Regions from separate parts of the Homo sapiens genome. Here region 2 is linked to region 1. A link is an interaction called in ENCODE POLR2A ChIA-PET data of the cell type or tissue named here. Cell type or tissue: IMR-90. All regions are shown on one strand. Links, peaks and the distances in the headings refer to the core of each region. The heading gives the core; the rest is flanking DNA.

Region 1 (5,388 bases), core at 229-5,228:
TACAGTGCAGGGAATACCGTATTAAGTATATGCATCTTTGAAAATCAGTCTTACAAAATGCTGAAGAAGCTGAGATCAACAGTATTGTTTTAGAGAGCGAAGAAAAGAAATTGAGGTCTGGACTGAAGGAAGATAGAAAATTAGAAAAGAAGAAGGGAAAATAGGAAAAGAAGAGAGAGAAATTTAATTTAGGGAAGACATTGAAAAAAGATATTAAACAAGGGAAAAACAAGTTCCACAGAAATTATAAATGTAAAAAACACTAAATGTGGTGTATGAAAACAAAAGAAAATGTTTGATTAAAGGAGGATTAGAGAAAATTTAACTTGACACCAAGAAAGATCCTTGCTTCTAATGCTTTTATAGTAAAAAGAGTAAGAAAAGTTTTAGTATGGTGCATTCACAAATCAAAATTTTAGGAATCATTTTTCATAATGCATTCTTTATTATATACTTTCAGACATTTTGCCATTTAAATCTTATCTAATGAAACATACCAACTAAAAATAGTAGAAGGCTAGAATTGCTTTATATCTAAACTTTGTTGATGGCTTTATCCCTCCAAACTGAAGCTTAGTCATTCAACCATGTTTGATCAATTAACACATGGCCAGTGATTCTGGCTTTTCAGAACTGAGCTACATGTGTTGAAATATGACTTTCGTCATTGGATTCTTGTAGGAGATTCAAGTTATTTCAGAATTCATCTTTTGTTAATGCTTCTTAAGGCAGTTTATTTGCTAAGTCTGTCATAACACACACTCACACGTATCAGCTTTCATACTCTCTCAAGATACTTAAAAACAGAAATCTAGTATATAGAAACTTTATTTTTCTATCATATAAAGGAATATAAATTACAATATTACTGAGCTCCTTGCCTATATATTTAGAACATAGATCCTAATTTCAAATAGATTTCTTGTATAACATTAATATAAGGTGTGGGATTTTTAACTTTCTATTTCTCCAGCACATTCTGGTCCCTAAGAGACATAACACAAAAAAACTATATATAATCTTTATTCTTGGTGAGCAACACTGCCTGGATCCCCATTCAATAATATCTTGGTGAGCTGGACTAGATATCCTAGAAGGAAATCTGCAATTTCTTTTTTTCCTTTGTGTAGAACCAACCAAGTGTCTAAGTTCATTATTTCACCTCCTCGCTTGACTAAGACTCCAGAACCAAAATTGTCCCCAAAGCTAAATACATATCTCATTTCCCACAAACCTCAAAAGTTTCCAGGACTTTTCTCTTCTCTACAGTCCAAAGGCCTAGAGAAGCCCCAAAGGCACCCATTCTTTGACCCAAAGAGGCAAAAAGGACCTCCTAGGTAAAAAATCTGTATCACTAAAACCTATATTCCCCTGGTTTTATAATCCAATTGCTATTCGTGTATTAATTCAGTTATTCAGTAAGTAATTTTTGAGCCTCTACTCTATGGTAAGGACTAATATCTAGTAAGGATACTAGAAAGAAATTCCAATAAAGGGCTTATGGCCTAGGGAGGGAGATAGGCAAGTAAAGGTACAATTATTAATAGAGTAAGTGCATAGAAGGTCCCTCTAAGTCTTAAGAGCCAAGGGTGGCTTTGAGTTGAAACTGAAAGACAGGAAGAAGTTGCCCAGATGAATATCTAGACAAGCAATATGGAGGAGGGTTGAGTCATTCTCGCTTACCTCCTACCCTTGCCATCCTTCCCAGTATGCTATCATCCCTACCCCACCCACCCCACAATGGTCTTATAATTGAGATCTTGTGTTAGCTGATGTAGTCCTTTATGTTTTTCATGGTCTGTCCTTGAGAAGGTTGGGATAATTGGGGTGGAATGTAGCTATGACCAAGAGACAGCAAAATGTAGCCTGAGTCAAGTACAGAACCCCTTCTGATCTTGGAATTCAGACTGAATGGGAACTTACTCAATTAGCATTTCTCCTTCATTTATCACACAAGAATTGTTTGATTCCCTACACATCAAATAACTCTTACAAACCCCATTTGAGGGGTGAAGGATAAATGAATAACTCATGAATTATGTTTTCCTTTTAAACACTTGTGAATCATATTTTAAAGGGAAAAGCCTAGCAAAGCCATCATTATTGGACCCACAGTGCTGACAAGTATTCAGACTCTGAATGAAACTAGGGCTTAGCCAGGTGCATCCAACCTCAGCAGACTTGTTTGTGGCAAAATAAAATTTGCTGCTACCACAAAGAGCAGGAAACCTGAAATAAGAAAAGGCCCTTCCCCCGCCGCTTTTCTTGCTTCATTTGTTTATAACCACAAGATCATGCCTTCCTTAAACACTGGAAAGCTCAAATTTCATGCTGTACCTCATAGCTCTTAAAGTTTTTACCAGGGAAAGGAGCTCTAACCATTTCAATATTGTGGTTTATAGTATCACCAAACAGGCCTTTCTAGAAAATACAGCCTCAGGTCAGCTCCGTTGGAAATCTGTCTGTGAGGCAGGCCTCTCACACTCAGAAGAGCTGTTTTTACAAAGTTTCCACAGTGTGGGATTCAGGGATATTTGTAATGGGATCCACATAAATGACTCATTGATACAAAATAATGCTTACTTTTCAAGGAATTTATTTAGTCACCTTTCAAAACTGAGAAGTGACTAAACATTTGCTGTTCGATTAACTTTCTGGCGTATTGTATAAATTTGCTTTTAATGAACATCTTCAGTTTAAAAAAGCAAACAAAAATCTCTATATTTTGAGTTTGTCAAAAATCCTTATAAATCATAACATGAATAGTAAATTTTAGTTCATTCATAGCACAGTATAAGAAATTGAATTGATCTAAAAGTTATTTCATATGCATTAAGATATCTGATTTATGATATCCTTCAGTGAGGCTTTTCTGGAAATTGCACACTCACAATCATGAATTTGTAACTAACTGTTTGAACTGTGCCAATTAAAATATTGTTGAAAATTCATGGGGCTTTGCATTTTACTTTTTTAGGTTAACTGTTATGTTTTCCTTTTTACTGAAATTGGAAAGTGAGAGAAATCATACAGAGGTTGTATGGAGAAAAAAATTAACTAACTGAGGCAGATAGGTTGTTGCTATAGGATATGGTCAGCTATCAAATTGTGTCTATCAGTTTTCCTTGACCACTCTTTTTTAGCCTGCATCTCACATGGAGAAAAAATAAAAACACTAAAAGCATTGGATCTTAGCTACATATAAATACTATACATAATCTTGAAGAAAGATTATTACTTCCCTTAGTTTAGATATGTGCTATAATAGAATATTCTCGGGTTATGATGCATTTGCTGAAAGTCAAATTGTGGTGTTAACAAACTAGCATCGTTTTTTTATGTAGTGCAGTATGTTACCAATGAGAATGGAGGCAAGTCATCTATTTTTATCTTAATAGGGAGAGCAGGGATCTCCAGGAATCCCAGGAATGGATGGAGAGCAGGTAATTTTCAAAGATGTATACTATTATTTAAAGCATCATTCTTGATTACTACTTTTATTGTAGGTTTGAAGCCAAAATGTCATGAGCATTGATATTTGATACCCTCTTTCTTTTAACCATTTGTTCTAGAGACTTCATTGACTCTAAAAAGCAGACATTAGTTTTCTTCGCAAAAACATCTAAGCCATATGATACTTCAGTTTTGTTCTTAATACTTTATATCAACCTACCAGTGACTCCCCTGCAAATTTTTAATAGACTTGTAAAATCATTACCAAGTTAGTAAAACTAGCCTAATTTTTGTCAGTGAATACAAATATGTCAAGATTAAAATCAGTGACCATAGTTTCCACAAAACTAAATCTTGCCTATATGCCTTTTTTAGACAATGTTTTCTTTTCCCAAATAAAGATGACACCTAATCCCTAGATCCTTAGAAAATACAGAAACAAGCAGGGAACTTGTAGCTTGACAGAGTATGGTAGTGTATCTCTGAGGGTTCCCTCTAAAACAGAAGTCGGCAAGCTTTGTTAATAAAGGTCCAGATAGTAAATGCTTTAGGCTTTACAGGCCACATACAATCTGTGTTGAAGTTTCCTTTTTATTTATTTATTTTTGGTTAACACCTCAACAATTTTTTTTTAAATTCACTCTGTACAAAAACAATCCCTGGGATGAATTTGGCCTGTGAGCCATGGTTTGGCGACCCCTGCTCTAAAAGAATCTGAGTTGGAGAACGTGGACAGTATTCAGAATTTGGAATGGAATCAAAAGGGTTAATTTCAAGATCTTTAGTGTTTTCTTGATTTCCATTATTTACCCAAGAAATGGCTAAAATCAGGAAAATCATAAGAAATCAAAAGGATTCTTAATACAGTTAGTGCACATATACTCCTCAGAAGAAAGTATTAGATAGGAAAATTAGGTTTAGGATTATTTTTACTATCAGAGTTATATGCTGAAATAATAATAATGCCATATTAAATGAACATGTGGTAAACAGAAACATAGATACCTTAGATGATTTGCTATATCATAGATCACTTAGAATTTTAAAGTCTGTCTATGTTACTTCTCTGACCATTGGTCATTATAAGCAATTAATTTGACATGCATAATGATATACATTATGGCTCCTACAGATATAGTAGCTAGCTTTTTTTTTTCTTCTGTAGGCTTTGCAAGGTCTTCTTCTATCACTAAGTACATTGGGTTGCCGTCCTGCTGCCATCACTAGATCCCTAAAAATAATCCAGGTCTTATTAATCAGTAAGATCCATCTATTCATTCAGGCACCTACTTACCCATTGGGTAATTCTGAATGCTATTAAATAGGAACAGTTAACAAGAAAAGTTCCTTTCCATAAATAATTTTTCTCCATCGGTTTTAATAAAAAAAAGATAAACAGGTTTGTGCAGCCTAGAAGCCCCTTACCATAATAACTATGATCATCTCTACTGAAGAATGAGCCATTAGTATATTGAAGTGAGTTTCCTAGGATGAAAATGCTTAAAAATATAAATTAATGTCAATATTAATATTATAAAATTCAGGCCAGGCATGGTGGCTCACGCCTGTAATCCCAGCACTTTGGGAGGCCAAGGTGAGCAGATCACCTGAGGTCAGGAGTTTGAGACCAGCCGGGCCAACATGGTGAAACCTCGTCTCTACTAAAAATACAAAAATTACCTGGGCATGGTGGCGCATGCTTGTAGCCCCAGCTACTTGGGAGGCTGAAGCAGGAGAATGGCTTGAACCCAGGAGCCGGAGGTTGCAGTGAGCCAAGATCGCACCATTGCGGTCCAGCCTGGGTGACAGAGTGAGACTCCAACTCAAAAAAAAAAAAAAAAAATTACAAAATTCAGATTTGTTAACATTCAAAATGCATATTTATCTATTTCCTCACTGTAAAGGAGAATAAAAATACCATTCTGACTCATCTCA
Region 2 (5,388 bases), core at 236-5,235, 870 kb before region 1:
TGCAGTGAGCTGAGATCATGCCATTGCACTCCAGCCTGGGCAACAAGAGCAAAACTCAGTCTCAGAAAAAAACAAACAAACAAAATAAGACAATTGAGACACATGTCTTTAAAGCCATAGGCCCATATCGGTTGTCTGAGGGTGGTAATCTTTGCTTCTCATGGAACAGGGTGAGGTGCCAGAAATCTCTAGACTGGCAGATGGGAGGGAGGGAGAATGTACAAGGTGTCTAAAAAGTTGGAAACATAGGATAAACATTATGTTTTATTTTCAAATGACACACTCAATATGTTTTTCATTAACCACTAGACACTTTTTTAGATGATATACTTCTAAATTTAAAACAGTCCAGTTGTTAACCTGAACAATATATATTGTAAATACACTATTATTCCTGTTTCCAGACTTTTTGAACATTCTCTGGTGTATTTATTGTACTTTTTTCAGATTAACAACTTGACCTATTTCTTAGTGTGTATCTCTAGATATGTTTCTAAACATTTTGAACAGTTGATTGTCAAAACCCCTGACGAAAGAGAGTTTCATGATGAAGCTTGAGGAACTAGAATGGGCTTCCCAAGAATTAAATGCTGATCCAGCCTCCTTTTCTGTGAAGAGATTTATAGTGTGTTAGGGCAAAGAAAACTATAGATAAATGTATAGTTTCTCATGATACTCCTGTGAGAAAAACTGGTTACTATTTGATGACTTCACGGCTGCTTGGAGAGAGGACTCATCTGTAGTGGACCTCTGTCCTGATTAATATCTGCATCTTAAGTTTGTGAATATCTGGGAGCAACAGGCAACACTGGGTGAATAACTCTAGATTTAAAAACTGCTCAGCAGTCGAGAATGGTGAACTGAAACTAACAAGATTGAATCTTATATACAATCTTATATTTAGACTCAAAATTAAATTGCAGAAGTGCTAAGCCTCTAGCAGTAAGTATTAAAAAGTCCATTTTAGAAAGAACTGATGATTTTTTTTTTTTTACTACTGTCTATGTTAGCAGTCAGGCACAGCTGAAACATACTGTGTTAGGCTGTTTTAATACAAGTACTTTATCCAGCACAAAAGGTTAAAAAGCCCATCTTACCCTACAGTGTTCAGTCTGAGGTGCTGTATTTTAAAGAGATGTGACAAGCTAGAAGTCATCAGTCTTTGGAGGCTGGCTGATGAATGCTCACCAAGCCCAAAAGAGACTCTAGGGCAAACAGCAGGGTTTCTTAACGGATAATCTCCATTTATAATGAATATTCCAAGCCTTCCAAGTCTTCTGTTCATTAATTCATCACATACTTATTGTAAAAATTCATCACAAAGTTATTCCAGGCACTGTTCTAGGCATTGGGAATCCAAAACACAAAAATGTCTGCTTTCGAGGAGTTTACATTTTCGGATGGGGAGACATAATAAAATAGGTAGATTAGTGATATAGTATGTTAGAAGGTCATATGTGCTACAAATAGTATGGTCAGGGAAGACTTGCTGAGAAGGTGAATGTCTTAGTCTGTTCAGGCTGCTGTAACAAAATGCCTTAAACTGGGTGGCTTATAAACAATGGAAATTTATTCCTCAGTTCTGGAGGCTGTGAAGTCCAAGATCTAGCATTTGGCAGATTCAATGTCTGGTAAGAGTCCACTTCCTTGTTCATAGATGGCACCTTCTAGCTGTGTCCTCACATGGTGATGGATGGGGCAGGGCAGCTCTTTAGGGCCACTTTTATAGGGCACAAATTCCATTCATGAGAGATCTGTCCACATGACCTAATCACCTCCAATAGTCCCACCTTCTAATACCATCACATTGGTGATTAGGTTTCAACATGAATTTTGGGGTGATGCAAACATTCAAACCATAGCAGTAAAGGAGAAACTAGTGTCAGGAGAAAGAGCATCCACATACAGGAAGAGCAGGTTCAAAGGCCCTGGGACAGGAGCAGACCTGCAGTGTCTGTGGAACAGCAAAGAGGAATAGGTTGAGGAAGAAAGGAAGAGAGACTAGGAAGAGGATGAGGTCAGAGAAATCATGGGAAGACCAGGTTATACAGGGTTTCATAGGCTTTATAGACTTTGGCTTTTGTTCTGAATAAGATGAGAAGCCATTAAAGCGTCTCTGAGCAGAAAAAGACTTGATCTAACATATTTTAATACGATCATTTGTGCTCGGTGTTGAGACTGGATTATGGGGGTTGGTGTGGAGCAGGGGAACCAAAGTAGGGCAAATAGTTAGGAGTTTATAGCAATAATCCATTGTGGCTTGGAGCAGGATTGGTAGTAGTGGAGGTGGTAAGAAGTGATTAGATTCTGAATATTTTGAAGGTAGAGTCAACAGGATATACTGTTGGATTGAATGTGGGGTATAAGAACGTAAGAACATAAGCAAAAATGTCTGACATTTTTGCTCTGAGCATCTGGAAGGACAGAATTACTGTTAACTGAAAACAGCAAACTGTGAATGGAGCAAATTTGAGGTGAATGTCAGGAGGGACAGCTTAAGTTTGAGATGCCCACTGGACCTTCCTCTGTAGGCCCTTGTAAGTAGGAAGCCAAGTCATAAACTGTTTTCTTAGGAATGAAGGACTGGGCCGGGCATGGTGGCTCATGCCTGTAATCCCAACACTTTGGGAGGCCGAGGCGGGTGGATCACGAGGTCAGGAGTTTGAGACGAGCCTGGCCAACCTGGTGAAGCCCCGTCTCTACTAAAAATACAAAAATTAGCCAGGCCTGGTGGCACACTCCTGTAATTCCAGCTACTGGGGAAGCTGAGGCAGGAGACTCACTTGAACCCAGGAGGCAGAGGTTGCGATGAGCCAAGATCGCGCCATTGCACTCCAGCTTGCTGGGAGGCAAAGCGAGACTCCATCTCAAAAAAAAAAAAAAAAAGAATGAAGGACTAAAAGTAGGCGATGAGAGTTGAAGGATCATGGTGACTCATCTGTGATAGCCTGAGTCATCTACCCTCATCTTCCAAGGGTCCAGAAACAACCCTTCCTTATGGACAGGGCTGGAGAAACAAGACGAAGTGCTATCATTGGCCTTCCCTTTTCTAGACTCATCTTAACCATTCCTTTTTGTATACATTTTTCCTTTAGAGCAGGCTGTAGGTTTTGTTTTTGTTGTTACTGTTTTTTGAGACAGAGTTTCGCTCTTGTTGCCCAGGCTGGAGTGCAATGGCACGATCTCGGCTCACCACAACCTCCGCCTCCTAGGTTCAAGCGATTCTCCTGCCTCAGCCTCCCAAGTAGCTGGGATTACAGGCATGTGCCACCACATTGCCCAGCTAATTTTGTATATTTAGTAGAGATGGGGTTTCGCCATGTTGGTCAGGCTGGTGTTGAACTCTCGACCTCAGGTGATACACCTGCCTCAGCCTCCCAAAGTGCTGGGATTACAGGTGTGAGCCACCGCTCCCAGCCCAGGCTATAGCTTTATATCTTCGTGAGGTTATACTACTCTCTTGAGGCTATGTATGGTGACCTTAGTTGAGCATGGAACTTCTGAGCAAGTCACTGAAACCGTTTATTTTTTTCTCTTTCTTTTTTTATTTTTTTAAAATTCATATATATATATATATATATATATATATATATATATATATTTTTTTTTTTTTTTTTTTTTTTTTTTTTTTGAATACAGACAGAGTCTCATCATGTTGCCCAGGCTGGTCTCAAAAACCTGGGCTCAGGCACCTCAACCTCCCAAAGTGCTGGGATTATAGGCGTGAGCCACCACGCCCAGCCAAAACCATTTTTCAGTTATTACCTTGAGGGGTTCCTTATTTTGATGGTTGATTACTGAAAGAGCTGCTTTTTTACCCTCAATTTATTTTTGGAGGGTAACCTTGTCTTTATAAAATCTACCAATAAATGTTAAATGAAAATTGGCGGAATACTTTGTGTCACTCCTATGTATCCAACTGTGGGGTTGTATTTGGAAACTGCCATGTCTTAGGGTAAAATACCTGGGAATATCTCATTTTAGAAGGCAAGATAAATTGTAGCCCAAAATATTTGAAAGGATTATTGTGTAAAATAGGGAGTTGGCTTATTTTTCTGTTTCCCCAAGGGGCAGAGGATTGTTTATAGGTAGAACTTAAAAGAAAGCAGAAGAATGTCTTAACAATTGATGTCATTTCACAGTAGAATAGGTTATTTCTTGATGTAGGAGGGTTGTGGGAAACATTCAAAGAGCCAGTAGGTGACTGGTAGGTTGAAGTGATTTCTATACAAGCATACTTCATTTTAATGTGTTTTGCTTTAATGCACTTCACAAATAATTGTGGGGTTTTTTTTTGCTTGTTTGCTTTTTAACAAATCGAAGGTTAGCGGCGACCCTGCATTGAGCAAGTCTATCGGTGCCATATTTCCCACAGCATGTGCTCACTTAGTATCTGTGTCAGCATTTTTTAGCAATAAAGTATTTTTAAATTAAGATCTGTACATTGGCTTTTTTAGACAGTGTTATTGAGCACTTAATAGACTACAGCATAGTGTAAACAAAACTTTTATATGCACTGGAAAACCAAAAAAATTTATGTGACTCACTTCATTGTTATATTGGCTTTATTGTGATGATCTGGGACTGAACCTGCAATATCTCTGAGGTAAACCTGTATTAAATGAGGTGAGGTGTTTCTGAAGTACCCTCCAAAATTTAAGATTGCTATGATAATGTCATCTTTTTCCTTGTTACTGAACCCTTGATGCTACTGGGGAACATTAGCCTTCCAAGTCTTCTGTTCTTTAGAAGTACTTCATTAGAACTACAGTACTTCTGGAGTACCGTAGTTCATCAAGTATCCCTCCTAACCTTTTCCTTAGATGGCAAAGAAGTATATTTGTGGAATGGTTGACTCGGTGGGAGGGCAGCAGGCAGAATGCGTGGTCTTGTAATGTCTTGTAGTACTAAGGTTATTGAATGATCATCAGATGACCTTGTCTTCCTTAGCCTTAGGCTTTGCCCAAGTAAACTGGTTGGTTAATGGTTATTGAGGTTTGTATGCAATGAAGCATTTGTGGGAGTTGGGAAGATACTGTCTTAGCCCTAAAAAACAAAGTGTTAGAATGTACAGGAAAACAGGGTGGATTTATCTTTCATACATATGAACCCTATCTGGCAAGTGACCTCTGAAATCTCCAGAAGTCCAGGATAAGCTTTTGTATGTTTCGTATGACATAGGCTTACAAATAATTACATTTTATGAGTTGCTATATATGTGTATATGTATATATGTGCACATTTGTATATATTCCTCACCACAGGAGAAATAAAAAGTCTAATTAGCATTCTTAATGCTCATCAGAATAAAGACATATGCACTTATGTTAGCATCCAAGTAAATATTACATATTTCTAAGGCTAATGTAGCATATTGACCTTTTTGAG

The links. Peaks named below come from ENCODE experiments on the same cell type or tissue, not always from the same donor. Only the 100,000 strongest peaks of a DNase experiment are listed, where the experiment ranks them.
Region 2: POLR2A ChIA-PET joins it to region 1 with 9 read pairs; 1 of 35 experiments calls an interaction of 5 or more read pairs at or near these places.

What each region holds. Positions count from the first base shown.
Region 1 is chr4:108,846,814-108,852,201 of GRCh38, reverse strand. It overlaps COL25A1 (collagen type XXV alpha 1 chain), which reads left to right. Exons shown (of 38, transcript NM_198721.4): 27 at 3,399-3,443. Among named protein-coding and RNA genes, the nearest start is that of ETNPPL, 86 kb to the right of the region's middle. In IMR-90, for the core only: no CTCF peak of the experiment used is centred there; a DNase peak (open chromatin) is centred at 2,341; H3K27ac peaks cover 1,027 bases.
Region 2 is chr4:109,718,818-109,724,205 of GRCh38, reverse strand. The region is part of intron 1 of PLA2G12A (phospholipase A2 group XIIA); the gene reads left to right. Among named protein-coding and RNA genes, the nearest start is that of PLA2G12A, 8.6 kb to the left of the region's middle. In IMR-90, for the core only: no CTCF peak of the experiment used is centred there; a DNase peak (open chromatin) is centred at 2,945.